2 separate regions of the Homo sapiens genome follow, and region 1 is linked to region 2. Evidence: chromatin loops called from intact Hi-C (ENCODE). Cell type or tissue: transverse colon. All regions are shown on one strand. Region 1 has its middle 21 kb from the start of HOMER3. Region 2 overlaps ELL (elongation factor for RNA polymerase II).

The links. A loop is a pair of places that touch in the nucleus more often than their neighbours do. Peaks named below come from ENCODE experiments on the same cell type or tissue, not always from the same donor. Only the 100,000 strongest peaks of a DNase experiment are listed, where the experiment ranks them.
Region 1: a loop joins it to region 2, with 7 times the contacts of the local background. A loop is called at or near these places in 1 of 110 quality-filtered maps.

What each region holds. Positions count from the first base shown.
Region 1 is chr19:18,959,838-18,964,837 of GRCh38, forward strand. No RefSeq gene overlaps it. Among named protein-coding and RNA genes, the nearest start is that of HOMER3, 21 kb to the left of the region's middle. In transverse colon, no CTCF peak of the experiment used is centred here; no DNase peak of the experiment used is centred here; H3K27me3 peaks cover 2,622 bases.
Region 2 is chr19:18,476,033-18,481,032 of GRCh38, forward strand. All of the region lies in intron 1 of ELL (elongation factor for RNA polymerase II), which reads right to left. Among named protein-coding and RNA genes, the nearest start is that of ISYNA1, 40 kb to the left of the region's middle. RefSeq lists enhancers at 439-1,266, 2,522-3,424, 2,838-2,907. In transverse colon, no CTCF peak of the experiment used is centred here; DNase peaks (open chromatin) are centred at 3,059 and 4,169; H3K27ac peaks cover 5,000 bases.

The DNA of each region.
Region 1 (5,000 bases), 480 kb after region 2:
ATCTCTACTAAAAATAAAAAAATTAGTTGGGTGTGGTGGCGCACACCGATAGTCCCAGCTACTTGGGAGACTAAGGTGGGAGAATCACTTGAGCCTGGGATCAAGGCTGCAGTGAGCCGTGATCAACCTCTGCACTCCAGCCTGTGTGACAGAGTGAGGCTCTGTTTCAAAACACCACCAATGACAAGAAAACCCATGACCGTCCGGGCGCGGTGGCTCGTGCCTGTAATCCCAGCACTTTGTGAGGCCGAGGTGGATGGATCCTGAGATCAGGGGTTTGAGACCAGCCTGGCCAACATGGTGAAACCCCATCACCACTAAAGATACAAAAAATTAGTCGGGCGTGGTGGCACGTACCTGAAATCCCAGCTACGTAGGAGGCTGAGGTAGGAGAATCGCTTGAACCCGGGAGGTGGAGGTTGCAGTGAGCCGAGATCGTGCCATTGCACTCTAGTCTGGGCAACAGAGCAAGACTCCGTCTCAAAAAAAAAAAAAAAAAGAAAATCCATGAGCACTCAGACCTGCAGCCAGTGAAGGCAAGGTAGAGATGGGACCCCACCCTTCAGCCTGTGTCTTACATTTTTAGGGGGCTAATTTAATTTAGAATGTCCAGCAGGGAAGTGTGTCTAGCTGTCCAGTGAGGGGAGCCTCAAGCTATCTTCCCACCTCAGCCTCCCAAACCACTGGGATTACAGGCATGAGTCACTGTACCTGGCCTGAAGGTCCCTTTTACAGATAAGAAAACTGAGGTTCAGGGCCGGCTTCTGCCCCTGCCCAACCTGCTGGCTTCTTCCTCAGCCAGCCCTCTCCAACTACTGCCTATTTCTTTTTTTCTTTCTTTCTCTTTTTTTGAGACGGAGTCTCGCTCTGTCAACAAGGCTGGAGTGCAATGGCATGATCTCGGCTTACTGCAACCTCTGCCTCCCAGGTTCAAGTGATTCTCCTGCCTCAGCCTCCTGAGTAGCTGGGATTACAGGCATGCACCACCATGCCCGCATAATTTTTTTTTTTTTTTTTTTTTGAGACGGAGTCTCGCTCTGTCTCCCAAGCTGGAGTGCAGTGGCGCGATCTCGGCTCACTGCAAGCTCCGCCTCCCGGGTTCACGCCATTCTCCTGCCTCAGCCTCCCGAGTAGCTGGGGCTACAGGCGCCCGCCACCACACCGGGCTAATTTTGTTTTTGTATTTTTAGTAGAGACGGGGTTTCACCGTGTTAGCCAGGATGGTCTTGATCTCCTGACCTCGTGATCCGCCCGCCTTGGCCTCCCAAAGTGCTGGGATTACAGGCGTGAGCCACAGCGCCCGGCTCTTTTTTTTTTTTTTTTTGAGACAGAGTCTCACTGTTGCCCAGGCTGGAGTGCAGTTGCGCCATCTCGGCTCACTGCAACCTCCGCCTCCTGAGTTCAAGCGATTCTCCTGCCTTGGCCTCCCTAGTAGGTGGGATTACAGGCGTGCACAACCATGCCCTGTTAATGTTTGTATTTTTAGTAGAGACGGGATTTCACCATGTTGGCCAGGCTGGTCTCGAACTCCTGACCTCAGGTGATCCACCCGCCTCAGCCTCCCAAAGTGTTGGAATTACAAGTGTGAGCCATCATGGCCAGCCACTACTGCCTATTTCTGCATCTCCTGTTCCAGACAAACGGAAGAAACAAGGCCATTTATTGAGCGCCGGTGATATGCTGAGCGCTCAACCTGCATCCTCAAAGATCGTCGATCCAACAGCCTGCTAGGAGTGGATCAATCGAGTCACAGAGGGGGCTCGACCCCCACTCACTGTAGAGAGGGGAAAGCTGAGGTTCAGAGGTGAAACGATACTCCCGGGGTCACACGGCAAGGACATGTAGGGGCAGGTTTTGGGACGAGGCTATTCCTGCATCCACGGTATAGAAAGAAGGCGGGGCGCAAAGGTCAGCCGGTGCTAGGGACCAGACAGCGGCCCATAGGGAGGAGTGGACTTGGGTCCAGGATGCGCCTGATGGGGCGGGGCTATCTTTATTGGGTGGGCAGTGCAGGACCAGGCTGCCCCATCAGGTGGAAGCGGGGCGAAGTGCACCTGTGCAGAGGGTTTGGGGGCGTGGCTAGAGGCTGAGATGCGCCGGGTGGGCTGGGGCTGGGGCTGGGGCTGGGCGGAGCGGGCGGCTCAGCACTGCAGCGGAAGAGCTTTCTTGCTACACGCAGTTGAGGCTAAGCTACCAGCAGGATGAAAGGATCCTGCTGTGGGTGATCGTGCACAAATAAGGCTGCGAGGTCACGTCGTCCATGCACTGAGAGAAACGAGAGGACCCCCGGCCTCAGCTCCTAGTCCAGCAAATGGAGGCACCATCCTTGACTCCTGTCTGTGCCTGTCTGCGCCTCAGCAAGCCTCAGTCTCCATATCTGTCGAATGGGCATGCCATCCCCGAGATGGAAGGGACCTTTTGTGCACCAGAGCTGGTCCCTTCCTTGTGCCCCCACAGCCTCAGAATAAAGCCAAACACCTCACCTGTCCACCCTCAACTCCCTCCACCATCCCCCTTATTCACTGTACTCCAGCCACAGGCTTCCCAGTTGGTCTTTGCACAGGGCAACAACATTACCGCCCCAGAGCCTTTGCATATGCTATCTGAGCCGCCTACTCTCAGTTCTTCCCTATGACTAACTGCTCCTTTAGGAGTCGACTAAATGCTACCATCCTGGCCAAAATAGCCTCCCCTCTCTGCAGTTTCAAATCCATGGAGGGAGTGGATTTTGGGCTAACTGGATACTACTACAAAAAATATACATATATATGCCCGGTGCAGTGGCTCACGCCTGTAATCCCAGCACTTTGGGAGGCCGAAGCAGGCGAATCACCTGAGGTCAGGAGTTCGAGACCCATCTGGCCAACATGGCAAAACCCCATCTCTACTAAAAATACAAATAAATTAGCCGGCTATGGTGGCACACGCCTGTAATCCCAGCTACTTGGGAGGCTGAGGCAGGGGAATCGCTTGAACCGGCGAGGCGGAGGTTGCAATGAGCCAAGATCGCGCCACTGCACTCTCTGGGGGATAGAGCGAGACTCTGTCTCCAAAAAAATAAAATAATAATTCCAAATGGACCTGAGATGTGAATATGCACCCTGCGAACACTAGAAGAGGCTATGTGCAGCCAGGTGTAGTGGCGCATGCCTGTAATCCTAGCATTTTGGGAGACTGAGGCAGGTGGATCACCTGAGGTCAGGAGTTCGAGACCAGCCTGGCCAACATGGTGAAACACTGTCTCTACTAAAAATACAAAAACTTAGCCGGTCATGATGGCAGGTGCCTGTAATCCCAGCTACTCCAGAGGCTGACCCAGAAGAATTGCTTGAACCCGGGAGGCAGAGGTTGCAGTGAGCCGAGGTCGTGCCACTGTACCCCAGCCTGGGCAACAAGAGCAAAACTCCGTCTCAAAAAAGAATAATAATAATAAGAGGGTATGTGTGCATTTCTGTAAGGTCTGGGAAGGGAAAGAGCTTTCATAATGATCAATCAGAGCCCAGGAGCAACAATGGGAAGGACGTGTGTATTCATACATGTATGTGTGTGTGTAAGAGTAAAATAGGCCGGGTGCGGTGGCTCATGCCTGTAATCCCAGCACTTTGGGAGGCCGAGGCAGGCAGATCACTTGAGGTCAGGAGTTCGAGACCAGCCTGGCCAACATGGTAAACCCTGTGTCTACTAAAAATACAAAAATTAGCCAGGCATGATGGTGCGTGCCTGTAATCCCAGGCACTCAGGAGGCTGAGGCATGAGAATCACTTGAACCCAGGAGGCGGAGGTTTCAGTGAGCCGAGATCACGCCATTGCACTCCAGCCTGGGGGTCACAGCGAGACTCTGTCTAAAATACAAAAAACAAAAAAAGAGTAAAATAAAACCTTTGGCCAGGCACAGTGGCTCATGCCTGAAATCCCAAAGCCTTTGAAGGCTGAGGCAAGAGGATCACTTGAGGCCAGGAGTTCGAGATGAACCTGGGCAATATAGCAAGACTCTGTCTCTACAAAAAATAAAAAATTAACTAGGCACATTGGTACGTGCCTGTAGTCCCAGCTATGCGTGAAGCTGAGGTAGGAGGATCACTTGAGCCCAGGAGTTTGAGGTTACAGTGAGCTGTGATTGTGCCACTGCAACTGCACTCCAGCCTGGGAGACAGAGTGAGAACCTGTCTCAAAATAATAATAATAGGCCAGGCCTGGTGGCTCACGACTGTAATCCCAGAACTTTGGGAGGTTGAGGTGGGCGGATCATGAGGTCAGGAGTTCAACACCAGCCTGGCAAACATGGTGAAACCCAGTCTCTACTGAAAATACAAAAATTAGCCAGGCGTGGTGGCGGGTGCCTGTAACCCCATCTACTGGGGAGGCTGAGGCAGGAGAATCGTTTGAACCCGGGAGGCAGAGGTTGCAGTGAGATGACATCACGCCATTGCACTTCAGCCTGGGCGATAAGAGCGAGACTCCGTCTCAAAAAACAAAAAACAACACCAAAACAACAAACAACAACAACAACAACAACAAAATAATAATAATAATAATAATGCATTGAACAATGATCATGAGTTTTAAAAAATGAAAAAAACCAAAACAAAACAATGAGCTGGGGCCAGGTGCTGTGGCTCATACCTATAATCCCAGCACTTTGGGAGGTTGTGGTCGTGATACAGGAGATAGAAATTATTTTGGCAGACAGTGAGGGTAAAAGAGTCCTGGGAATTTCTCTTTTAACAAAAAGCAGCCCCCCAAATCATTTCTTTCTTTTTTTAATTTTTATTTTTTGAGACGGAGTTTCGTTCTTGTCACCCAGGCTGTAGTGCAGTGGCACGATCTTGGCTCACTGCAACCTCTGCCTCCCTGGTTCAAGCAATTCTGTCTCAGCCTCCCGAGTAGCTGGGATTACAGGCGTGTGCCACCATGCCCGGCTAATTTTTGTATTTTTAGTAGAGACGGGGTTTCACCATGTTGGCCAGGCTGGTCTCAAACTACTGACTTCAGGCGATCCA
Region 2 (5,000 bases):
CACCAAGGCAGAATGGCCCAGCCCACCCCACTCAGGGAGCCCCCACAAACTCATGGCACCAGTCCTCATGGGCCCCAGGAGCACACGACCAAGGCCAGGTGGGAAGGGTATTCTGGAGGAGGGAGCAGCAGGGGACTGGAGCAGGAACTCAGTGCAGCAGCTGCAGAGAGCAGGTGGGCCCCGTCTCTCGCGGTGCAAACCTCTGCAGAGGGGTCGGCCCGGGGCTAACACAAGCACCCTGTCTACTGTCCATGCGAGGCCTCTGCATGTGCAGCTGTGAGCCAGGGATGAGGGCTCAGAAAACAGTGATGATGCTGAGGCCAGTTAGGGTGACAAGGGACAGGAACCAGTTAGGGTGCACAACCCCCCCAAGGAACTGTGCCAGGGCAGCCCCAGCTGTGCAAGGCTGAGGGTGACAGGCCTTGAACACACTGGCCCTCCCACCCACCCCGTGGCTCCATGCTCCCTGTGGGCCACGCCATCCAGTGAGGCATTTAACCAGGTTCTGGTAGCTGACTGTCAGGTGGGTCACCTTCAAGACTCCTTTCTTGCCAAGTCGCTTATCCCCCAAGGGTATGGAGAACAAGACTTCATGCCTCAGAGGAGAAGGGCTGAGGGGCCACAGAGCCAGCCTTTCTCTATGATGCCAGGAGGGCTAACCTCAAGTGCCTGTCCCCATGAGAGGTGGCCGTCATCATGGCCAGGCTCCCAGCCACTCTGGCTCACACTGTATCCCCACCCTCCAGCAGGAGACCAGGCCCTTGTTAACAACAGAGCAATTCACTCCTAACATCACGCACGCATGAGGGTGACAGACACAGGACGCACCCAGCCATTAACAGACACGGGCACTAAGGCTAACTCCCGTCTAAATCATGGCCAGCCCTGTGCGGACCATCGGGCAGGGACCCACCTCATAAGAACGCCATGTGGTATCTATAAGCAGAACCCTACAGACACGTGAAGCAGCAGGAAAACGAGACTCCTAAGCCAGGGGGAAAATGAGTCGGCACAAAGACGTGGGAAGCACAGAGATGCCGACTGAACAGACAGGGGCTTTGGGACAGCTACTGTGAACTTGGAATGCTCCAAGCCTAAAGGAAAACAGCTGAAGAGGAAGACGTACGGGTATCGTGAGAGAGCCACGAGGGGCTTCTGGAGCTGAGACACGGAGGATCGGAATGAAACGGCCACTAGGTGGAAGTCACAGCAGGCACCACAGAAGAAAAGGGCAGCGAACTTGAAGACAAAGCCACAGGAGCCACCTAGATGAATCCCACAGTAAGAAGCCTACAGGAAACGAACACCACCTCGGTGACCTGCGGACGACAGCAGGGGATCCCACGTGCAAGTAACTGGAGTCCTGAGGGCAGGCGGGGGATCTGAGAAAAGAGTGGCCAGAGATTCCCAAATGTAACAAATGCTATAAATCCACAGACCCAAGAAGCCTTGTCAACCCCCAGCAGGAAAACTACCAGGTCGTGGCGCATCATGAGCAAATCAGCACAGCCACAACAGTCGCCCCAAGTGCCGAGGTGCCGACACTGCACATCAGGAGCCAGCCCCGACACTGGGAGGGCATCTTCAAAGTGCTGAGGGAGAAACACCGCCAGACCACAATTCCATGCCCAGTGAAAAGAGAAAGGGAAATAAAGATTCGCTCAAACAAATGCTGAGAGAATCTTCTGTCAGCATCTGGCCTGCACTGTGAGGAAGGTTCTAGAAGTTCTTCAGAAGGAGGGAGAGTGACCCTAAATGGACCTATGGATTTGCAGAGGATGACGCGGGCACAGTGAGCATGCATGAATAGAAAAGGCTTTTTTCTTATGATGTTTCTGCAAAAGATCATTCAAGGCATAAATTACGGTAGTGAGGCTGGGGTTTTGAATGTGGGGTGCTAAATAGATGGTGATGAGAACACAAGGACTGGGTGGGGGGGATGAGAAAAAACACAGAAAGCAGCTGGGGTGCAGTGCCCTGACAAGCCAATCAAGGGCCCAGGAGGTGAGTGTCGGCTGCAGACAGGCAGAGCCAGCTAGGTCCCTTCACGGTGGGACCAGCTGTCACCCTCTGTGCTCACCAGCCTGGCCTGGTGGGGACGCCTGACAGCATGTGGCCCACCACACCCTCTTCTGGCTGCTCCCTCCAGAGCCAACATGCGTGGTGTCATGGCCGAACCCTTGTCAGGGGGGCCAAGCGCCTCGTTACCTCATCTATGAAGCAGGACAGAGGGTCAGGAACAGACTGTAGCACAGGTGATTTCCCTGCTGCCTTAGAAGCTTTGGGGTTGGCCTCAGGCTGCATTAATTAAATAACGGGGTAACTCAGTAGCACATGACACCTGCAGGGTACTGCCCATCTCACACCCAAGAACACCCAGCAGGGGAGAGCCATGCCTCAGGCCACCGCCTGCCCAGTCTCTGTAGACCCTCTGAGGGGTCATCACCCCCACAAGTCCTCTCAGGCCCTCGAGTGGCAAAAATCCAACTTTCATTACCCAGCATGAGGTATGGAACTGGGAGCTCCTGAGATACAAAGTCACCCCCGCTGCTGTACTTCAGGCCAGGGCCCCAGGTGGGAGCTGGGGAGCCTGGTAGGGCCGCCACAGCTGGCCTGACACAGTCAGCAGGTCAGCTGGGTCTTCAAGGCCGGACAGGCAGGCACTGAGCTGTGCCGAGGCTGGTGCTCCCCAGACCCAACTGGACTTCAGACCCTGACTCGGAGAACAGACCTCAACACAGCAGGGCAGTGATGCCTGCGCCCTGCGGTCACTTGGCCTGGGCGCCCACTGGGGCTACTGAACACAGACTGGGAGACTCCTGTAGGCAGCTCCCCCTCAATGAGGACACTCCTGTAAAGACAGCAATGCCTTTGGGAAAAGGGTCGAGGGTGCAGAGCCTGGGAGGCAGTGAGAGTCCTCAATGCTGAGACAGAGGAAAGGGTGAGGAGGAACCTCTCCAGGGCCAGAATCCCCTGATCCTCTCCCCTCCGGCAAAGAGCACTTCCGGGGATGAAGCAACAGGAAGTGGCTTACGAAATCCACCTCCAGGCCGAGTGACCAGTTTACAGGAAGTGTGGTGGGTGAATCTTCCCCAGGGCACGAGGCAATGTCTGGAGCCATTTCTGGTCCTCACCACTGAGGGCGGGGACAGTCCCCACCATCTGGCTCGGGGGAGGCCAGGGATGCTGCTCAGCACACTGCAGGCAACACAGAACCTCCTGCCCCAAATGTCAAGCAGTGCAGGGGCTGAGAAGCCCTGGGCTGACCCTGCCACGGGAAGCGACCATCAGAGCAGAAAGCAGAAAAATCTATGGGAAAAAAGACCTGCTCCCTTCAACAAATATAAAATATAAATGGAAAAGTTACGGGTGAAGAAGAACGTATCTGATTGTTGGCCAGGCATGGTACCTCACACCTGTAATCCCAGCATTTTGGGAGGCTGAGGCAGGTGGACTGCTTGAGGTCAGGAGTTCAAGACCAGCCTGACCAACATGGTGAAACTCCATCTCTACTAAAAATACAAAAATTAGCCAGGCATGGTGGCATACGCCTATAATCCTAGCTACTCGGGAGCCTGAGGCAGGAGAACTGCTTGAACCCGGTAGGCGGAGGTTGCAGTGAGCTGAGATCAAGCCACTGCACTCCAGCCTGCACGACAGAGTGAGACTCCATCTCAAAAAAAAAAAAAAAAAAAAATCTAGGATTGTTTTAAAAACTCTCCAGCAAAGACAGAAACTAGGGAGAGGGCACAGTGAAGAGATGAGACACACAGACAGATGGACGGGGCCCAATCTGGCCAGGTCCCAGGATACCTGCTACCAGCCTGGGGACAATGAGGCCCAAGGCAGCAGGTGCCAAGGCTGCCCCAAAGACACATGATCCTTCCCACCACCCTCCAGAAGCACCCACTCAGCAGAAGTGCCCACTCTCCCCAGGCAGCACGTTCTCCCTGCTGTCTACTGGGCAAGGCCTGCCACCCCACCCCTGATGCAGGAAATGACAGAAAGGAATGCATCTGTTCCTTCTTCAGAAGTCCATCTTGCTGACTCTCCCAAGCACCAGTGTCAGCACACACGTCCTGATCTTACAGAGCTGGGTCACCCTGCCAAGCCACGGCGTGTGGTCCAGCAGAGGGAAGGTGAAGTCCCGGGAAGAGCCCTGGACGGTGGCCTCCCCACAACAGGCCCCCCCTTTCCAGTAAAGCACAAATGATTGGGAAACGCTATTCAGGAATCCTCCTTGAGACTTCCTGGCAGGACTGGAGCAGGACATTGAGGCCACGGAGAGTTTAGACAGTGACTGAGTGGGGCTGTCTCCGTGAACTACAAAACAAAGGAAGATCTGCCCAGTGAGCTTGGTTGGCTCAGGGACGAGCTAGGGAACTTGGACAGACACATTGTGGACCTCACTGGTTCCAGCCTAGGGAACCAGGTGGCCACGGTCAGGGCAGAGCAGAGGGCAGGACCCACGGCAGCTCCTCTGCCAGCCTGGGAGGACAGATGGTGTGTTCAGCAGGCCAGGTGGGCCTGTAAGAGCAGGAAAGGGACTCCAACTGGCTACAAGCCAAGTGTAATTCAGTGGCCGGCATAGCAAGTATTTTTTTTCTTTCTTTCTTTTTGGAGATAAGCTCTCACTCTGTCACCCAGGCTGGAGTGCGGTGGTGTGAACACGGCTCACTGCAGCTTCGACCTTCTAGGCTCAGGTGATCCTCCTGCCTCAGCTCCCGAGTAGCTGGGACCACAGGCACACACCAACACACCTGGCTAATTTTTCTATTTTCTGTAGAGATAGGGTTTTGCCATGTTGCCCAGGCTGGACTTGAACTCCTAGGTTCAAGCAACTCGACAGACTCAGCCTCCCAAAGTGCCAGGATTACAGGTGTGAGCCACCGCACCCAGCCCGCAGCAGATATTTCTATCTGCATTCACGAAGGTGCATAGAAAGCTTATGGAAAAGGGTTTTTCAGAAATCTTGTAGACAAAAATATGCAGATTGCCCA